Regions from separate parts of the Homo sapiens genome. Here region 1 is linked to region 2. Evidence: read pairs that join two places in POLR2A ChIA-PET (ENCODE). Cell type or tissue: K562. All regions are shown on one strand. Each heading gives the region's core, and the rest is flanking DNA. Links, peaks and the distances in the headings are about the cores only.

Region 1 (10,749 bases), core at 5,246-7,745, 230 kb before region 2:
CTTCTTTCTTTTAAAGAAAAGATAGCAGTTATTTCCTTTAGCCACTAACCTTTATAATATTTTTATTCCCTGGAACTTAATGAGCATCTATAGAGCCAAGCTGTGGAGTTGTGAGGCTCGATGCAAACACCACCTCTGCACAGGAAACACCTCCTGTTCCTCTAGCTAGGGCACCTGTTGGGAGCATCAGCTGAGGGCAGGTATATCTCTTAGACTTATGCCTCTTTCCTCACTAAAAAAGAAAGAAAACAGGCCAGGCACTGTGGCTCACGCCTGTAATCTCAGCACTTTGGGAGGCCAAGGCGGGAGGATCACTTGAGGTCAGGAGTTTGAGACCAGCCTGACCAACACGGTAAAACATCATCTCTACGAAAAGCATAAAAATTTGCCCAGTGTGGTGGTGGGTGCCTGTAATCCCAGCTACTCGGGAGGCTGAGGCAGGACAATTGCTTGAACCCGGGAGGTGGAGGTTGCAGTGAGCTGAGATCGTGCCACCGCACTTCAGCCTGGGTGACAGAGCAAGACTGTCTCAAACAAACAAACAAACAAACAAAAAAGAAAGAAAACAGTTGTTGCTCAATCTGTGATCATTCTCTAGGTTTGTCGCTGTAGTCTGCAGTGGGGGAGGAGAACAGTTTTCGACTCTAAAATTCACATAGAATAGTTTGTTCATAATTTAAAAAAACAATGACTCTACTTAGTACTGTTTCCTGTTTCTTCTCTTCTTCCCTTCTCTTTTTTCTCTTCTTTTTTTCCTTTTCTTTCCTTTCTCCTTCTCAGCTTTTTTGTTTTTTCTCATCCTGCATGTTGTTGTTCTCCCCCTTCTTCTCACCAATATCATCATCATCATTTCCTAACTCCGCATCCTGACGCATGCGAGGAGGACGAGGAAGAGAAGGGGGGAGCAGGAGGAAGAAGAAGAGCAGGGGGAGGAGGAGGAAGGAAGAGCAGAAGGAGGAGGGAGAGGAGGAGGAAGAAGAAGAGCAGAAGTAGGAGGGGAAGTTGGTGAATTAATGAATACAAGAGTGTAATTATATGACTGTCACAGCTCAGGTTAGGCCCCTGGCTGGAGATCTGGGATGGTGTAATCCACGACTTACATTGCTTATGCAGTGGGCTCTTTCCCGGAATTCCCTCCTGCCACATTCCATTTGATGTGGGGAAGCTAAGTGAATATTACAGCGCATTTTGAGAAGACAGTGAATTAGGTGGTCTCAGTGTTGAGCGAAAATTCTCTTTTCCCTCTCTGATCACACAATCTCAGGAACTGTTTTTTATTCCTACACTAAATGGATCTCAGCTGCAGTTTAAGAGGCCTGAACATACCTGTAGCAGCTAAAAGAAAGCCCACCAACTTCTACCTCAAACCAATTCTTTATCCCAGTAACTTTTTTTAAGCACCACAATTTTGTAACCTGTTGGTCATCCTCCAGTGAGTGCCGTGCCGAGCCACTTTAGAGACTGAGGCCAAAAAGGAAAATGCCCAGTCACAGTTTCTGTCTTTATGTGAATTTTTAGTATTTCATACATCATAAATGTTTGGATTCCTTTTTATTTTAAAAAATATTGCATTGAAATATTATGTATCTTGATTACTGAGTTTTTCGACATCCCCTTAAATTTTGCACCCTGGTCTTGGCTTTGTTGAAACCCCTCTCAATACTCCCAATGCAGTTTAGGTGGTGACCAAGCCCTAAGCCCTGCCGATCGCACCCTGTGACTCTCTGCCCGTCTCCCTTTCTGGTCAGCACCATAGCAACCGCCTCCTAACTTGTCTTCCTGCTTCCATCCACTCTTATTCCCCATACATCCTTTTCCCCCAGTGAGTTAAGGGTGGCTTTCTAGAACATGGTCACCATACTGGCCAGCCAAACTGGGTGGCTCCCCCATCCCCGACCCATACCCATCCACTCTGCCCCTTCCGCCTTGGGGAGCAGCCTTGGAATCTGGGTGGGATTGACCTCATCAGCAGCTCTAGGGGAGGGCCCTGGGAGGTGTAAACCTCAGCAATGAGCTCAGGAGGGCTCCAATCCCACTGCGGCCCAGGATGTCTCTGAATAGCTGTAGGAGAGAAGATCTCTCCCGCTCACTCTGAGCTGGGCTGTGTGTGGATGACAGGCCTGGAACCACCATAGATGAGAGAGGTCAACAAAGGATGCAGGTGGCACACAGAGGAGAGGAGAGCTAAGAGAATAACCAACACAGCAGAGGACTGATGGAACGGAACCCGAAACCCCCTCTCTTCTGGACTTCTCCATTCACTAAGCCAGTGAATTGCTGGGTCACTGAAGGCTGTTGGTGCAGTCTTCCGTGGATAGACTATTATTTAACCAGCCTTCATTTTTGGGCTGTAAGCTTATTTCTGTTGTTGCTTCCTTATTTGTTATTAAACTGCTGCAATAAAAATTGTTGTACAGCTTTTGCATATGTAAATATTCGTAGAAAAACTGATGGGAAGTGGAATTCCTGGGCTGAAGGGTGTGCATAGTTTGAAAATTCATAGAAACTGCCAAATTATACTCTCAAAGGACAAACCACCACTAAGAGAGTTTGAGGGTGCTCAGCGGTGAGATAATACACATATCGGGCAATGTCTGCAGATCAGTGCAGAAGTTAGCCGTCAGCCTGAGGTGCTGAAGTAGGGTCCAAGGAGGTCCTGCTGGGCCATGTGTTAATTTTTTTTTTTTTTTTTGAGACGGAGTCTCGCTCTGTCACCCAGGCTGCAGTGCAGTGGCTAGATCTCGGCTCACTGCAAGCTCCGCCTCCCGGGTTCACGCCATTCTCCTGCCTCAGCCTCCTGAGTAGCTGGGACTACAGGCGCCTGCCACCACGCCTGGCTAATTTTTTGTATTTTTAGTAGAGACGGGGTTTCACCATGTTGGCCAGGATGGTCTCAATCTCCTGACCTTGTGATCCGCCTGCCTTGGCCTCCCAAAGTGCTGGGATTACAGGCGTGAGCCACCGCGTCCCGCCCCCAGGTGTTAGTCTTTAATAGCTGGTGGGTGAGGAGTCAGGGGTCCCAAGGGAGAGACCAAGGTGGCCAGGTCAGCAGGACGCACTGTGAGAGTTCAGGGCAGTAGCTGTTTACCAGCTGTCATGGAAGCACTTCAGTGCATTGATCTATTTTCTTCTTCCCACACCAGCAGAGGAATATGGTTCAAAATGATATGCAGCTTCCTATAGCTGTCTAGTAAGCTGTAAGTAAGTAAACAAGATTCCCTTTATTGTTCTTTTCCAAAATTCTCTTGGTTGTATTTTTAAATTTTCTCTCTCAGATAAAGTGTGTGCAAAGGCTTAGCTCTGGTTTCTAGATGGCTGGTCTCACTTTCTGCTGGAGAAGGAATATATCATTTCTTCCCGAGACAGCTCTTTGACCAGGTCTGCCAGCCATTCTTTAGGTTGTTTTTTTTCTCTTCTTCTTTTTTTTTTTTGGGGGGGGTGGGGGGGCTCTTGCTCTGTCACCCAGACTGGTATGCAGTGGCACGATCATAGCTCACTGCCTCGAACTCCTGGGGTCTATCAACCCTCTCTTTGGGACATTTTTCTAAATTAACTACTTAAACCCAAAATAAAGTGACTATGTGGAATAAAAGTCTGAGAGAATATGGCGCTAGGAGAAAATGATGGCTGGAAAGAGGAAACTCTCAACCTGCTGTATATTCCATTTTACAGAGGATCCAGCGATGTGAAGGGATGTGGGGAAGGGCATACTGAGCCTGGGTGGCAGATCGGGTGAAGGGATGTGGGGAAGGGCATACTGAGCCTGGGTGGCAGATCGGGTGAAGGGATATGGGGAAGGGCATACTGAGCCTGGGTGGCAGATCGGGAAACAAAGGTCAGGGCTGCCAACTACCCACCCAGAGCTGCTTCCCCCATGCTCGCCTGCTCCAGGCCAGGCAACCTCAGTGTTGCAGTTGCTTTTGTGGATGGATCCAGCCTTTGACATCTTTCAGGGCACACTTATGCCAACGATTTCCTATTTCCTGCCTGCTCGCAAAACTACTAAAGGGAGATGAAGTGGCGTTAGAAATGTGCGTGAATTTTTGCAGCCAGCGTCCTAAGCACTCCTGGAGGGGCTGTTCTTCTGAAGAGCATCCCCCTTCCCCTGCTGTATTTTCTTCATACCACATATCATCATCTGAAATATTATTTATTCATACCACATACCATCATCTGAAATATTATTTATTATGGTTATTTAATGTGCACCCCCTCCCCTGAGGAGTTCCGTTAGGGCAGGGACTTGGTTTTGTTTGTGACTGTATCCCTCCATGCCTGGAACAATGCCTGGCACACAGTAGCTTCTCCATGAATGTTTGCTGAGTGACTGGATGCATTGGATCCTCTCGTGGGTTTGTAGCCTGTTTCTCCAGGGAGATGAGGAAGTTGGCGCCACTGAATGCCAAAGCCTTTTTTGTAGGTGCCAATCAGGACAGAAATCAGGCGGGGGACAAATAGAGACCGAGAGTCTCAGAAGTCTTGGCACCAGGGCACAAGGACCTCAACCAAATTGCCTTCGAGAATGTAAACAATTCTTTTTATCATTCACTGGGTTTTTTGCCAAAACTTTCAAATGCTGAGGAGGCATGAAAAGTAGCAAGATTGTTTATGATCTTTGGTCTTTTTTTTTTTGCTTGTTTTTTTTAACCTTGAAGCTGAGTGAACAAAAACAACGAGGATCCACCTAGAAGGATGTTGAAAGTTGTATCTGGTAGCTTCAGCTAAGTTCATCAGGCCGTTTAGCAGTGAAAGAGAAAAGATATCATGGAGTGGGATCAAGTGTGGATTTACTGAGGGTTGACCAAGTTCAGGGGGTATCTGAAACACAGGGCTTGCCATCCTCTTCTCAGGACCAGGAAAAAGTCACTACAAATACCTCATCACTTCATGAATCCTTGGTCTCCTCATCTGTAAAATGGGGTGACAAAGACCTACTTTGCAGTGTTTGAGGATGAAAGGAGCTGGTGAGTTGAACGAATGTGCTCTGTAGATGGTCAGACGTGCAAATGCATTATTGTTTTCATTGTAAAAGGATTTGAATTTGAATTCTGCGTGGTCAAGGTGGCATATCTAAGTGGCAGAGTAATTGATTGAGATATTAATTTAGAATTCTATTGTTAGGTATTTGGGTTTCCTTGTCTCAGGATTCCTTGATAGGACGGAAAGCAGGAGTTCCTCAAAACCCTTCTCTCTTACATTCTGGCCTTGCTTTAGAGAAGATTATGCTAACCAGGAAAGGAGGCAGTGAGAGAGGCTGGGACACAGAAGGAGATTTGGGTGCAGGGAGGGAAAAGTGGGCTGGAGACGTCCTTCCAGACTTCAGAGAGGAACAGTGCGGGGATCCCAGGCCTTACTCTCTTCCCTCCCAGGGTTGCAGGGGTGGACGCAGAATCTGGGGAGGGAGAGGCTGCTGACCCTATCCTTGCAGAGGCCACAGCCCAGGAGCAGAGGAGCTGCTGGCCGGCAGAGGCCCTGGGGTATGGTGAGGAGGTCATTGTGCTGGTGGGGACTGAAAACCAGAGCCTCTCTTAAGGCTGCTCCACTTCCACACCTTGGTCCCTTCCACCGCACAATGTAGGTGATGCTGCTTCCAGGATGGGCCCTAGTCACTAATGACCGAATTAGTCAATTTCTTCACCCACCCAGTGAACTGGAGACTCCTCAGCAGAATTAATTTTTTTAAAGAAAAATCATGTGGCATTTCTTTCATGCCAAGTTTGTGAAATAAAGCCCATACCTGCTCCACACAGAACACACTATTTAATAAACGCCCTTGGGCAAAAGTGTCAGTAGCAATTCCTGGAAGAGACATGTCCTGAAAGAACTAGTAGAAACCAGGAAATCGCTGTCCTATTTTTGTCTCTGACACTAACAAGCTCTCTGTGACCTTAAGTAAGTCCCTTCCTCCATCTGTGCCTTCCATTTATTTATTGGTCGTATGAAGATATACTGGACTAAATTCCTGGTTCATGTTACTACACATTTAGAATGGATTTGGGAAACAGGAAATAGTTATGAAACCATATTCTCAACCAAGGATATGGTTTTAGACGCCGTTCCAGTCATGTTAATTTCCACCTCAAAAACAATGGATTTTTGATAAAGCAGAGTTTCTGCAACTGCAGAAGACAACTCGAATAAATGTGACACTATGATTGTCACCTGCTGAAGCAACACTTGTTCATGCACTCGTGGTCTCTGTTGGGATTTTGGTCTTGGTGGCAATACATACTTCTTGGGATTTTTATTTTAAAAAGAAAAGCGCCTTTGGAAAAAAAAAATCCTTCCATAAGGAGCTCATCTTTCACCAGGGCTGGAAGAGTGTAAACAGGACTGCGTGAGGTTCCGTGTTTATGTTTTCTCAATGACTTCCAGATCAAATTTGCTGTGTTTACAAGTTGGAGACACTTTTTCTAACTGCCGGCATTGCAACTCAAACGGGGGTCCGGCCGCCCAGCTGGGCTGGCTCTGCTTCGAGTTATCCCGCACCTCTGACAACAGCTCCACGGTGCCCCAGCAGGAAAAGCGCTTAGCTCAGCAGCCGCCTGCAGACACCGGCTTTTCATACTTAAATCAAAACAAGATGCCAGGTTATTATTATTATTATTTTAAACTTTAAGCCTTAGGTCCAGAGGTAGAACGTGGACTGCAGAGGTGATCTTTTCTTCCCCTTCATGCTTGACAATTGCTTTAATTTTTCCCTATGCTTCCAAGAGTTCTTACCTCATCCAGACCCCGTGAATCTCACTTTGAAGTTTCTCTTAATTCCTTTCAATCATGAGCCCTGTGAACCGCATGCCCAGAAGCCTCTGCCTGCCATGGATTTTGCAGGTCACCTGTTGAGGTACCCATTGGTGCTCCACAAAACTTGAAATACAAAGCTCTTGACTCTTTTCCCCCTTTTAAAACACATATCCCTTTATAAAACAGCCGTTTTACTTAAATCCCTTTGTGCTAGATGTTTTATGCGTCTAAGAGATGGTACTTTGACCATGAAGCTGTCATCCCAACCAGCTGTCAGCAATATCTTTTCTTTTCTTTTCTTTTCTTTTTTTTTTTTTTTGACACGGAGTCTTGCTCTGTCGCCCAGGCTGGAGTGCAGTGGCGCGATCTCGTCTCACTGCAAGCTCTGCCTCCCGGGTTCACGCCATTCTCCTGCCTCAGCCTCCCGAGTAGCTGGGACTACAGGCGCCCACCACCATGTCCGGCTAATTTTTGGTATTTTTAGTAGAGACGGGGTTTCATCGTGTTAGCCAGGATGGTCTCGATCTTCCGACCTCGTGACCCGCCTGCCTCGGCCTCCCAAAGTGCTGGGATTACAGGCGTGAGCCCCCGCGCCCGGCCCGTCAGCAATATCCTTGCAGCGTTTTCTGCGGTGGACGACGGAGTGCACGGGCTCGTTGCTCACTGTCTGCCGTGCTCCCAGGGAGCCCCCAGCATGGAGAGGAAGGAGTGTCCTTGGCTGCAGCAGCCTGAGTTCCCACCACCAGCGCTGACTGGCCCTGTGACCTTGGCTGAGTCTCCGGTTCTCTGAGGCCCAATTTTCTTCTCTGCCTTCTTGCCTCACAGGGATAAGTCGCGGTCCCATGCGACACAGCAGGGGTGAAAAGACTTTGTACCTGGTAAGGCCCCGTGGGAGGAAAAAGTTCCAAGATCATCAGGCTCAAGGTTCTTGAGAATGGGACCAATGGGGATCAGGGATGCCGTCTGCGGCTATGAAATCCCTGAAACGCGGGCATGAAGTGTTCGGTGTCTCTACAGCACCCCCTTTTTGTGGACTGTTATGACTGTGGCATGCTACTTTCCTCTCTGGGGCTCCAGGTGTCCCTCCGTCAACTGGGAGGGCTGCACTTGGCGGTGTTTAAGGAGCCTTCCAGCTCCAATGTGCTGTGATTCTGCTCCATGCTTCTCAGGCTGGGACATAGGGCAATGCGATGGGATCGGAGGGGAGAAAAAACGAATATTTAGAAACCTCAATTGAAGGGTTTTTTGGGGGGGGAAATAAACAAGCAAATGAAAACTTTATTACCAGGAAACTCAGATCTTAATCAATTTCAGGCTGGGTACGGTGACTCACACCTATAATCCCAGCACTTTGGGACGCCATGGTGGGTGGATCACTTGAGCTCAAGAGTTTGAGAACAGCCTGGGCAATATGGTGAAACTCCATCTCTTAAAAAAAAAATTAGCTGGGCATGATGGCATTCACCTGTAGTCCCTGCTACTTGGGAGGCTGAGGCAGGAGTGTTGCATTAGGCCGGGAGGTTGAGGCTGCAGTGAGCCAAAATGGCACCACTGCACTCCAGCCTGGATGGCAGAGTGAGTCCCTGCCCTGTCTCGAAAAAAAAAAAAAAATTAAAAAATTAATTTCAGTGACCGTTCTTATTAGAGGTTTAAATTTTACCCAAATTATGTATTCTTTGGCCACCCCCTCACAGACAGATCACACACATACACATGTGCATGCATCATATGTACATTCTTATTTCCCCTAGCTTTCTTTCTTCATCTCTTCTGTTTTGGTTACAAGTGTCTTTTTACTTTGCTCTTTTTTTTAGAGACAGGGTCTCTCTCTGCTGTGCAGGCTGAAGTGCAGTGATGTGGTCACGGCTCACTGCAGCATCAACCTCTTGGACTCAAGCGATCCTCTCGTGTTGGCTGCCTGAGTAACTAGGACTACAGGTACGTATCATCATGCCCAGCTCATTCTTAAAAATTTTTTGTAGAGATAGGGTCTTGCTATGTTGCCCAGGTTTGTCTTGAAGTCCTGCCCTCAAGCCATCCTCCCTCCTTGGCCTCCCAAAACACTGGGATGTACTGTGGCTGTACACATTGTCTTAGTATAAGCTATTTAAAAATTTTTTGAAATTGGGTAAGTGAAAATATTTTATTTTTATAAGAAAAAAAGATTCATAAAGAAAGTGGACTGTGTTCCTTTGTATTTTCAATACTGTGGTCTTGTTCCTATAACTTACAGCACAGGGAGCTCTATTGGCTGTTAATCAAACAAAGCCTTGACCTAGTCTGGAGAAGTTGTCATAGTCCTGGCTCTGATGTTGCTTGCTGTGTGACCTTGGAATTGTCACTTTCCCTCTCTGAATCACAGCCACCTCATTTGGAAAATAAAGAGGTTGGACCAGATGATCTCTGAGGTGTCTTTCAAGCTTTTTTTTTTTTTTTTGAGACAGAGTCTCGCTGTCTCCCAGGCTGGAGTGCAGTGGTGTGATCTCAGCTCACTGCAAGCTCTGCCTCCTGGGTTCATGCCATTCTCCTGCCTTAGCCTCCCGAGTAGCTGGGACTACAGGCGCCCGCCACCACGCCTGGCTAATTTTTTGTATTTTTAGTAGAGACAGGGTTTCACCATGTTGGCCAGGCTGGTCTCGAACTCCTGACCTCAAGTGATCTGCCCGCCTCGGCCTCCCAAAGTGCTGGGATTACAGGCATGAGCCACCATCCCTGGCATCTTTCAAACTTAAAGATCTCCATATAGGTGACTCACCTTAATAAAACCCAACATGTGAAATGATTAATAAATAAAATCTACCTTCCCCAAACACCTTTTTACTGATAAAGCAGGCTAATAAAGGTAAAACAGCTTGCAATGTAAAAAATAATTTTAAAAGTAGCTGCTTCGTTTTAGAAATGAATTGATTTATATGTAGCGTGACAAATTCTCTCATACCTCTAACTGAAAAAAGTTTGTCTAGTCGGACATTTCAGTGACGGTTCTTTATCCTTAGCAGCTGATCCTGCCACATCCATCAGATAAATTCCCAAGAAATATCCTCATAATGTTCAGCTGAAATCTCTAATGGGTACGATCAAATCAGGCTTAATGTTAGCTCTGGTGAGCAGTCACGTTGAAAGTATGTGTTGCTTTCTCATTATCATTTTATTTCTACCATTAGCCACATTCAAAAATATAAATCACTCCTAATATCTTTCAGAATGAAGGTTAACTATGTCACCTCAGAGCTGACCCTCATCACAAGTGACAATGTGAGGCATTATGGGAGGAATAGGAAACACGGTGCCAAAGGGTCATGTGTGGTGTGACCTTGGGTAAGTCACTTCCCCTCTCATGGCCTCAGTGTCCTTATATGTAATTGTGGGGTTGTTAGAGTAGGTAGTTAGGCAGACATGAGCAGGGCAGGACAGGCCCCCCCTCCACCCCCAGGAATGTCAGGTGACTATCAGGTGACGATGAGGTGGTTCTTAAACTCTCAAAAATAATAATTGTCCACAGCCAGCACCAGGGAAAGGCAGTCTCCCAATAGATAGAAAATACCTGAGGCTGATGAACAGCAGCTTCCGGATAAGATCTCCGGAGTTGTGTGAGTGGGCCCTAGCTTGCGCACTAAGAGGCACAATGGCGGAGTTTAACTGGTATATGACCTTCCTCTAGGAACGCTTGACTGGTAAGGGAAAAACACCTTAAGTGAGCACACACACAACTTCAATAAACCCACTGCACATGCCACCCCTGCCAAGTGCTGGCAGACACTGTGCATGTGGACAGCCCACCCCAAGGGAAGAATCAGGGGAGAAGAGATGTAGCCCCCAGAACCATGCCAACGTATAAAACCCCAAGTCAAGGGCCAAGCACTGTGCTTGGAACTTTCAAGTCACTGACGTGACTCTCTTCCAAGTGTACTCTACTTCCTTTCATTCCTGCTTTAAAACTTTTTAATAAATTTTCACTCCTGGTCTAAAACTTGTCATGGTCTCTCCCTCTCCCTTGTGCCCCTT
Region 2 (10,749 bases), core at 5,428-7,927:
CGAGAAATCCTGAATTATCCTGTTGGTCAACTTAGGTAAAGTGAGAATAGTTAGAAAACGTAAATGAGTGAAACAGAAGGAAAAGACAGTGAAATAACCATTCATTGATTAATTCCACAACCATTTGGTACCATACATACTGCATGCCAGCTACTGGTCATGGTGCTAAAGTTACAAAGATGAACAAAACTCAGCCTCTGACCTCAAAAATATAGTGGCTGCTTTTTGTTCTGGGTGCTGGTTGAAATTTGAAAACATTTGGCTGGTTGTATACTTAAGATTTGGGTGGTTTTTGATGTATGATATTCTTCATACATTGTGTGTTTAGTGGCAGACACAGACACCAGAACAGGTGATTCTAAGTGCTAGTTACAGATACACCCAGGGCATTGTAGGAGAATAGGGGTCCAGGTGGGAGAAGCATGTTGGGTCCTGGAAGAGATGCTAGCATAAGCAAGGTTATGGAGGAGAAAAGACACCAGGGCAGGAAACTAGGAAGAGCCCCGTGTTGCTTGGCACATAAACTGTGAGGCAGGAAATGATGAGCATGGAGGGTTGAAGAAGGACTGGGGGTTTTATGTCTATGGAGGGTAGACTCTATCAGGTGGACAATGGGGAGCTCTGGGCAGGTGTCAGCCAAAGGGAGGAAGTGGTGAGATGTGCATCTTAGACACAGTTGGCAGAGGTTGGCTCAAGGCCAGGGGCACTTTTAATCCCATTGCCATTTTCCAGATGAGAGATGGGTGACAGCTTGAACGAAGATACAAAATTTCATGCATAATATGCATGTACACACACACATACTCACACACATCTCCAACGGCTGCAATAAAAGAAGATTTTCATATACCATACGATTCTACAGAAAATCCCATTTGAGTCTGGCAGACATAAAGGTATAATTGTCTAAGAGGAACTCATTTATCTCTTAAAACTTTTAATATCTCAAGATTCGGAGTGTGAGTTCAATGTCTCCTATGTCAGATATAAGCAGCACACATGAGGGCTGGGTGCGGTGGCTCATGCCTGTAATCTCGGCACTTTGGAAGGCCGAGGCAGGTAGATCACAAGGTCAGGAGATGGAGACCATCCTGGCCAACATGGTACAAAAGTACAAAGGTACTAAAAGTACAAAAAAATTAGCTGGGTGTGGTGGCATATGCCTGTAGTCCCAGCTACTTAGGACGCTGAGGCAGGAGAATCGCTTGAACCTGGGAGGCGGAGGCTTCAGTGAGCCGAGATCGCGCCACTGCCCTCCAGCCTGGCAACAGAGCCAGACTCCGTCTCAAAAAAAAAAAAAAAAAAAAAAACCACATATCTTGTATCTTTTGTATTTTTAGGGGGGAAGAAATTTGGGAGGAAGTCATTTTTTATTCTCTCAGTGGTTTATTTGCTGCTTGTCTCATCTTTGAAATATTTTCTGTTATCTACTTTACTGGCGAGACTCTAGTCCAGGGAGTGAACACTCTGGCTTAGCTCATCTTTTCCACCTTTAGCTATTCACTTCTTTTCTCATATGTTCCAGAAGAAACTCCCAAGTAGCAAAATTGATGAAGAGACTTTATCGCCTCTGCATAACCCCAGATTGCCTGACGTGTTTTCTCATGTCTTGTTCTTTTTTTCCTCGCTCTTGTCCTCCAGGTTTGAGTGCAATGGCTTGATCTCGGCTCACTGCAACCTCCGCCTCCCAGGTTCAAATGATTCTCCTGCCTCTGCCTCCCAAGTAGCTGGGGTTAAGGTGCCTGCCACCACACCCGGCTAATTTTTGTATTTTTTAGTAGAGATGGGGTTTCACCATGTTGGCCAGGCTGGTCTCGAATTCCTGACCTCAGGTGATCCGCCCGCCTCAGCCTCCCAAAGTGCTGGGATTACAGGCATGAGCCACTGCGCCTGGCCACATCCTGTTTCTTTAAAACAGAAGGCTGAAAGGTCTAGCCATCTATCCAAGAACAATGGCCAGCCCCTCTGTAGGCAGGCTCTGAGAGAGACGTCGATGATGCCAGACTCTCAATGGGGAGGGTAAGTTTGTGAGTGTGGACAGCGGTCTCATCGGCTGCAGGGAATTTTGAAAGAGGGATGGGGGACTGCAATGACTCACTATATTCTTCAAAGCCTTGCCTGTACACCAGGTGTAGGAGAGAAGAGGAGGTGGTGACAAGTACATGTGGTCATCTATCCAAACTCTCATGTTTCAAAGGAACATTAATTTCATTGTCCCCAGAGAGGAGAAGTAAATAATGAGGTATTGTCTAAGTCAGGTTGTTTCCTGCTGGAAGCTAGAATTCTGCAAAGTGTTGGACTTCGATCTAGACTTGGCTTTAGGTCTGTATGAGCCACTTGTGGGGAGCGTGGCTTTTGGCAAGTTACTTTACCTCTTGAAAACCCATTTCCTCTTTGTAAAAATGGGATAATAGAGCATGTCTTTTTGCCTTTAAAGGTTATGCAACATGCACTCATATGTTAATTGCTGCACTGTTCACATAGCAAAGACAGGGAATCAACCTAGGTGCCCACCACTGGTAGATTGGATCAAGAAAATGTGGTACATATACACCATAGAATACTACACATCCATAAAAAGAGTGAAACCATGTCCTTGCAGCAACATGGATGCAGCTGGAGGCTGTTATCCTAAGTAAATTAATGCAGGAACAGATAATCAAATATTGCATATTGTTTCTTAGGCGTAGGAGCTAAACACTGGGTACTCGTGGACATCAAGACGGTAATAGAAACTGAGGACTACTGGAGGGGGAGAGGGGGACAAGGGTTGGAAAACGAACTATTGGGTACTATGCTCAGTACCTGGGTAACAGGGTTAATTGTGTCCCCAAACCTCACCATCTTGCAATATACCCAGGTAATAAACCTGCACACGTACCCTCTGAATATAAAATAAAAGTTGAAATTATAGAAAAAATAAAAAAATAAAAAAGACTGTGAGATATTGGGAATGGAAATATTTTGGACATTGAAGAGTGCATTTTGAAAATAATGCTCTAATGTGAGAATTTTCTCCCGAGCGTTAACGAACTCACCACAGAGGCAACCTTGGTTATAGTGAAGGGGTCTGAGGAACAAGGAGAAAGTACACAAGATGCTCCCTCAAGGAGGCAAGAGTATACAACAACGTCTTGATTGATTATCCATTTTAGAGAGATCTATGGTAAATGCTCACGGGCTTTGTCTGGCCCCTCCGCATACCTCTCTCTTTGCAGAGTTTTGGAAACTCATTTCCACCCTCGCCAAGGCAAAAACACACTGGAAAGTGAAGCTGAGATTCAGTCATATTAGAAGGGGGCACTGGCCTCAGTACCCCCACCTGGGTTTGGGTCTCAGCTCTGCCCTTCTCTCCCTGCAGGCACCCGGGTAGGAATCTTCCCTCTCCGGGCCTCCGTTTCCCATCCGTATGTTGGTTAGAATATTATTAAGGTCCTTTTCAGCACTTGAAATGGATTCTGTGCTGTCCCAAGGCATCCAGTCAATCCCAGCTTCTAGTTGCTGCAGTGACTGGGTCACTGGTGCAGCATCTCCGGTCCACTCACAGCAGCAGTCAGGAACTTATGTTGCTGTGCTGATTTTCTGGTCCTCGTCCTGTTTCCTCACAGTGGCATGACGGATCGGACATGCCATGCGACTGCATGGTGGCTCAGCTTTCCTGGCATGCAAGAACGTGCAGGGTGCATACAGATGCCATGTTTTCTAACCATCGCAACTTTGAGGAGGCAGCAGGAGATGAGGCTTAGGAGGGAAGTGATTGCTCTACACAGCAACCCACGGTGGTGGGAAGAGGGGTCAATTGTAAAGTTGTAGGCCACCGGCTGAGACCTGCTGAGTGATGAGCATTACTCAGAGAGTGGGTCCAGTTCCCATTTTAGACCCAAAGTAAACTCTCCAGGCTCTGTTGTAGTTGGCTAATGGCAATCCCCAAACCACAGGCTCCAGAGATATGAGCCAGTGTTCCAGGAGAAGCCACCCGCAGGAGAGGGGAGGATGAAGGGAGAGAGCCTGGCTCAGAGTCCTGTGCTTTGGGGACTGATTGCTTCAGATGGAGGCATAGTGCCTCCTTTAGTTCAGGGTTCAGTGCTAAGATCTCAAGCAAAATCCAATCCACGTTCACAGATGCGCATATGGGAAGGGTGTTGAACTCGTTCTCCCCAAAGTCAACATCAAGAGAACCGAGGGACTGGTGGAGTCACTTGGAAGTTCTTCATTCTTTTTTTCTCAAGCTCAGAAAGACCAGCATACCACTTAGAGGCTTGGTTTGGACAGCTCTCCAAACCCCTGGTCAGATTGCTCTCTTGCAGCTAAAACACAGGGTTAGCTGAATTTTCTTCCAGACTTCATTGCAAACGATTATCTTGGCATATTATCTGTAACATTTCCTTTGGAGAGTTCCTCCATGTTAGAAAACAAAAAGTTTGCCATACCCTGTGAATGACTGAATTAAGAAGTAAAACCTCAAATCAGTCAAGATGCATGAAGATTTGAGTGACTTGTGAGCATGAATTACATGACAAAGACCTCATGAGGATGCCACGGCTAGGAAAGACGAGACCGTAGGATAATGTCGATCTGGATGCCTTTGCGACTTGTGAAATCTGAGAGCCCCACCTTGACGAGTCACCTGTGCAATCCCTTGCCCTAAGGTACGATCATACTTGAATCCTCAGTCTTCAGACTTTGTAGTCCTTGAACACACATGCACAGAAAATACACATTTGTATGCAATATTGCACCCTCCCCCATAACTCACTGCAATTAGGAGTTGAATTCCCCAGTTTGCTGGACTAAACTTCGAGACCCAGCAACAGGGGCTCTTGAGAAGGAAAAAAGGAATTCCACACTGGTGAGGTTAGGGCTGCAGCCTTTGAAGCGAGATGGCTTCGTGGAGGCTGCCTGCTTTAGAAACGGCTGGGTCCTGACGCTCTCAGGGGGGAGCTGGGAGAAGCGGCGTGGAGAAAACCACTCAGAAGCCCGGAAGACTGGAGCGGGCGCTCGCGCGGGGCTGGGATTTGTGTAGTGCTGTGGGTTTTACCTTCTGAGCACCCCATCTGCCCTCTCACAGGCACAGCAAGGGCCCTATAGTTGCTCTATTCTCCACCCATCTCTGAAAACTTTCCTTCTCTGATGCTACTTCAAAGCCCCCTGGGAAAGCCAAGTTGCCAATTAAGCCTCTTTGAGGCAGGTTCTCATTCCTTCCCCACTAATTGAAATGTTACTCCTTTTACTAAACCCATAAACCACCCAAACACAACGGTCTTCCTCATTTGCATTGTAACAATGTCCCTAATGTGCTTCCAAGAGCTTTACGTAAAGGCGAACCTTTTCTCCTCTCCCTGTATGAACGGTCAAAAGCAATTCCGAGGCAAAGGCCTTCATTTCCATCCCCATACAGCTGCTCATTAGCTCAGGTGGAATAAATTCCTTTTATTCTGGATTCATTTCCCAGGATGATAATGTCTTTTTTGTCTCAGACCAGTGTTCCCAAACTAGGCCTTAATTGCTGATAGTAATTGAGTTAATACATATTTACAGCAGGGTAAGGTTAAAGCAGTTCTCCTGTAGTTTTACTGGAGACATTTGATTTAACCTGCAATAAAATCATTAACAAGTTGTTCAGTGTTCATTCCGTCTGTCCTTTATCTTGTCTGCTCCTTGGGAAAGCTGGGTGAAGGCAGATGGCTTTGGCGCAGGCTCAGCTCTCAGGCTGCAGAGACGAGAGTGCCCAAGTCTCACCTCCTCACCTCCGGGTCCTCCTGTATTCAGAGAGAAGGACCTCTCCCACTGAAAGCAGATAGCCCGGGGCAAGGCTATGCAGCTCCCCAGGCGTCCAGCCAAGGAGCGCAGGCGGGAGGATGAAAGCCCATCAAAGCCACAGGGCTGGGCCAGGCTCTTGAATCAGCTCCCATCAGTAGCTCCGGCCCAAAGTGGCCCACAGGCGAGGCACCGAGCCGAGGTGTCAGGCAACGTGGTAGTCCTGGCCACTGGTGCATGCCTAGAGAAATGGGCTGAAAACAGGGTAGGAGGAGGGACCAAGGGCCGAGGGCAAAGCCAGGGAAAGCCAGGGAAAGCCAGGGGGTTTCCAAATTACACCCTGGGGGGCCTGATGGTTTGCTTGTGAAAAAGCCTTCTTGAACCTTCTCTCTCACCTTCTCATAGACAGGGAGAAATGTGGAGGCCTCCTTATCCAGGGGTTCCAGGCCTCTGTATCTACTGGAGTGAAATTGGCTTTACCCAAAAAGTGAGGCTGGCTTGAGTGCACTGCAGGCTGACGGCTGCTCCCTTCCTCCCTCACTTGCCTCGCCTGGGCCTCCGGCTGCTTTTCTATTCAGAAGGAGCCCAGCCTGAAATAAATGGTCCTGACTGGCAGAGATAGCTGGCAGTTCCCTAGAATCCCCACTGTCACGGGCTTCCTGGGTCCACAACTAGATTATACTTTCTAGTCCCCTTTCCAGTTAGATGTGGCTGCGTGACAGACTTCCAGCTAATGGTGTTTGGGCCAAGGGAACAGTGACACAGGCCATCTCCATGCTCTGCTCTCACTGGTGGCCTGGGGAGAGCAAAGATGACCCTGGGGCAAACGTTGAAAGCAGCAGAGCTGCGGTCAGCTCAAAAATGTCAATCATGAAAGAACTGCTGTCTCACCCTTCCCTGTGAGTGAGCATGCCATAAATGTCACTGTACACTTAGGGGACTTTTTTTTTTTTTTTTTTTTTAGATGGAGTCTCCCTCTGTGGCCCAGGCTGAAGTGCAGTGGCACGATCTCGGCTCACTGCAACCTCCGTCTCCCAGGTTCAAGCGATTATCCTGCCTCAGCCTCCTGAGTAGCTGGGATTACAGGCTCGCGTCACCATGCCTGGCTAATTTTTGTATTTTCAGTAGAGACGGGATTTCTCCATGTTGGCCAGGCTAATCTCGAACTCCTGACCTCAGGCTCTCCGCCCGCCTCATCCTCCCAAAGTGCTGGGATTACAGGCGTGAGCCACCGCACCCGGCCGAGGACTATTTTTTGTAGCGGGGAATCTACTAAACAGTCTGAAGTACACAGCACCATGAACCGGCATGGCTTTTGCCTAGAATGCTCGTCCACCAAGACTTTACCTGTGCACCCCTGAAGACCCGCTGAAATTCCAGCCCAGCTCTGAAGGCTTCCCATGACCAGAGGACACACCAATCCAGCCTTACACTGTGATTATTCCTGGTCTCCTACCACAGCCGCCTTTGCCTACCTCTAGGCAGATTGAGCCAAGCAGGAATCAGGCCTGACCACCTGAGTAAGATTTAGAAACTGAGCTTTAAGCTAAAAGCCTCAAAACCAAAGGTGGTTCCTCAGAGACTATGATTTTCTAATTCGTCGTTTTTGAAATCAGGCTCAAGAACCCGGGATGAGGAGGAAAAACACGAAGCTGATTTCTGGAGCAATTTGGCATGTTGGAGAGAGATGGCCCGTTCTTCTTACAGACGAAGAGACTGAGGCCCAAAAGCAGGGAGAGGCGAAATCAGCGCCCAGGCCTCCTGCCTCTCAGCCTGGGGCCCCTTCACTGCCTTCTTTAAACCTGACGACAAAAGCAAGGCAGGTGGAATGCGCTGGTATCAAGGCTCCCTTCACATCTCCTGGTACATCCTTTTCCTTTCACCACAACGTGCTTGTCTTCAGTGCACCCTGCTTCAGTGTTCTCAAATGGTATTCCCAATCGCCTTCCATCTCTATGTGCATTTCATGGCAAAGTTCCTGGTGCTGACACTTCCCACGTGAGCCTACTGGGAAGTGCCAACATTGTTCAAGGAACATGAACACGCGATAGAGAGGATCAGGACAGGCAGGAAACATAGCAACAGCGAACCTCTATTTCTTTGTAGCACCCTTCTCTTCGTGGGAAGAGAAGAGCTTGGGGAGGGATTCCATCTCCTATTACGGAGAAATAAACTGAGGCTCAGAGAGGTTGGGTGATTTGCACAAGTCTGGCGTGTGCATTTCTTCTTTTTGTTTTTTTAGATGGAGTCTCACTCTGTCGCCCAGGCTGGAGTGCTGTGGCTCAATCTCGGCTCACTGCAACCTCTGCCTTCCGGGTTCGAGCAATTCTCCTGCCTCAGGCTCCTGAGTAGCTGGGATTACAGGCATGCGCCACTAGGCCCAGCTAATTTTTGTATTTTTAGTAGAGAGGGGGTTTCACCATGTTGGTCAGGCTGGTCTCGAACTTGTGACCTCAGGTGATCCTCCTGCCTCGACCTCCTACAGTGTTGGGATTACAGGTGTGAGCCACCGCGCCTGGCCCATTTCTTCTGATTCCCATTCCAGTGTTCTTCCCATGGAGGAGTCTGCTATCAGAAGGAGAAGTTTCTCTTTTCTATGTCATAAAAGAAAGCGACACCAGGCTACAGTTTGAAGCTATATTTTATCCTTTAAAATTCAATCAACCATATTTTCACTAATTATCTCCCAAAGCAGAGGCCTATTTTCCAGTGTTAATTTCTTAGAGTCTAGAGGCGTGCTGATCAGAACTTGAAATCTGACCTAACCTGTGGGTTGACCTAGCTTTCCACAATGCAGCGCCTCCGTCAGCGTTTTTCCTCATAGTTGGAGCTGGTTCAAAACCCACGTTTTCTGCTTTCACATCCTTCCTTGCAGCAAGCTGCAGGGGAATCAGGAGCCTGGATGCTTGGCTCAGGAGGGGTCCGTAAGGCCATATAGTCCAATTCTTATTTTACTACTGGGGGGCCATAAGCCCACAGCAAGCCTGTGGCAGGGCATGGGGGTCCCAACTCTCCAGCAGAAAGTGCTTTATGGGAGAATGTGGGAGATGGAATCCCAGATTGGTTAATTTTCCATAAAGGAAAAGAGGAATAAACATTTTCTTTAAATCCCATAACCTAGAACAAGGAGGAGGAAGCTACCCACATCCACCATTTTCCTTTGGGAAATATGTTGCATGCCACCCTGTCTACACATTTAGAAAATTGTCACTTTTTCAGATGTCGATGCCTGTTTTCCCCTCGCATGGCTGCCTGCATCCTTCGGACTCACCTCTTCTGTTTTGTCAGCAGTTCTTTTTCTGTTAGTGAGTGTGTATTTGGGGGAGCGGTGGGAAGGGTGTGCATGGGTCGTGGGTGGGGTGACAGTCACTCAGACACTGGAGAGAGAGGAGAGAAAGGAGAGGTTGACAGGGTTGGCACTGGAAGTGCCTACCAACAGCTGTTCTTCAGCATTTATTGCATGCTTTGTGTCATGAAGGAATCTTGCTTCATATATACATACTGTATAATTCACTAGGTTCTTTTTCCATCTTTTTTATTCTTAAAAAAAATCTTTGGAAAGCAGAGACCTGGAGAGCAAGAGCTAACATATTGGGAATACTACAATATTCTACATGATATGCTTCTCATTTTCACATAGAAATGAGAAAACTCTTTCAATCCCTGACAATGGCACGGGACAATCATATCTTGATTGTCATGGTGAGGAGGTCTACGCTCAGAGGAGGACCTTGTCTAAGATCACACAGCTAGTAAGTGGCAGAGGCAGGATTCGAACTCAGATCTGTCTGAGTCAAAGTCAAATTTCTTTCCACAACATTAAACTGCCTCCTAAGTACATAGAACTGTTAGCAAAGAAGAGCAATTGTCCCCAGTTTATAGCTTGAGAAAATGGAGTCTGCAAGTCTCAGAGAAGAATAAAGTCCTATAGTTTCTAATCAACAAAACTGTGACTAAAATTCCAACCTGTGTTAAGTGAAATGGTAGGTACGGGAGAACTCCAAGGTATGGCCCCACCCTCAAGAGACCAGCCATCCATTGAGACCTGTGACTGCTACTGGTGTCTCAACAGGGAATGGTTCCGAATGAGTGCGTTGGTGAGGCACAGGTTGGGTGGTATAAATAATGAAGGCTGAAGAGTCTGAGGTGGTGATCAGTGCTGAGTCCAGACTGCTGCCCTGTCTGCATATCTGCTAAAATGGTCTTTGCTGGAGGCCATGGATCCTCTTACATTATTTATCAGAATCTCTTATCATCTGGAAATAAGAAAACCCAAATCAATTGTTGACAAACATTTTGCAGTAATTGCATCTCCTTACTAAGGGCTGGACTATCTCTCTTTGAAGAATGAAGCTGGAGAGTGTAATTGCTGGTCAGTTCTTCTCCTCACAATGACCTGAGTAAAGACTCTGAGGCCAGGGAGAGTGGGAGCCTCTCCCCTCAATGTTACCTCCAAAAGGAACAGGGGATAAATACCCTTGTAAGACAGTTGGCCTCATTTTGTGGATGTGAATTCAATGGCTCACAGCTCCATTCTACTCATCCTGGCTCCGGCTTAAGTTTTAAAAACTAATTCTCTCTGCATTAATCTGAAAAGATCCTTCAAACAAAAGCTCAACATCTGAGTCTATTTACCGAGTGTGCAGCTGTGTCAATTGGCCAAGACAAAGCGAAGGCTTCCTGGTCAGCCCACAATGGGCGGCAGGTAGTCTTGCAAACAGAGAAACACAAGGCAGGGGCCTTTCACGAGTCAGCAAACCTCCTTCCAACAAGGAAGAGCTGGAGCAGAGGGGTCAGGAGGATGGAGTGCCGCCCCACCCCCACTCTCACCAGCACACAAGTGGGACTGAAAGGTAGGATCTGTAAGCCCATCAATTAGGGCTATTAAAAAGGTAATTAGCCCTCTTCTATGGAAACCAAGGACAGAGATGTGAAAAGGGGGACATTCATTTCCATGTGGTTACATTTTAATGTGACCAGTGCACTTTAGTC

What was found. Peaks named below come from ENCODE experiments on the same cell type or tissue, not always from the same donor. Only the 100,000 strongest peaks of a DNase experiment are listed, where the experiment ranks them.
Region 1: POLR2A ChIA-PET joins it to region 2 with 6 read pairs; 2 of 35 experiments call an interaction of 5 or more read pairs at or near these places.

Annotation. Positions count from the first base shown.
Region 1 is chr3:194,172,504-194,183,252 of GRCh38, reverse strand. No RefSeq gene overlaps it. Among named protein-coding and RNA genes, the nearest start is that of HES1, 42 kb to the right of the region's middle. RefSeq lists an enhancer at 6,949-7,862. In K562, for the core only: no CTCF peak of the experiment used is centred there; no DNase peak of the experiment used is centred there.
Region 2 is chr3:193,938,538-193,949,286 of GRCh38, reverse strand. LOC105374287 (a long non-coding RNA gene) reads left to right here and starts at 6,722. Exons shown (of 2, transcript XR_007096293.1): 1 at 6,722-7,620; 2 at 9,323-10,749. RefSeq lists enhancers at 5,127-5,777, 4,598-6,259, 6,433-6,727. In K562, for the core only: no CTCF peak of the experiment used is centred there; a DNase peak (open chromatin) is centred at 6,586.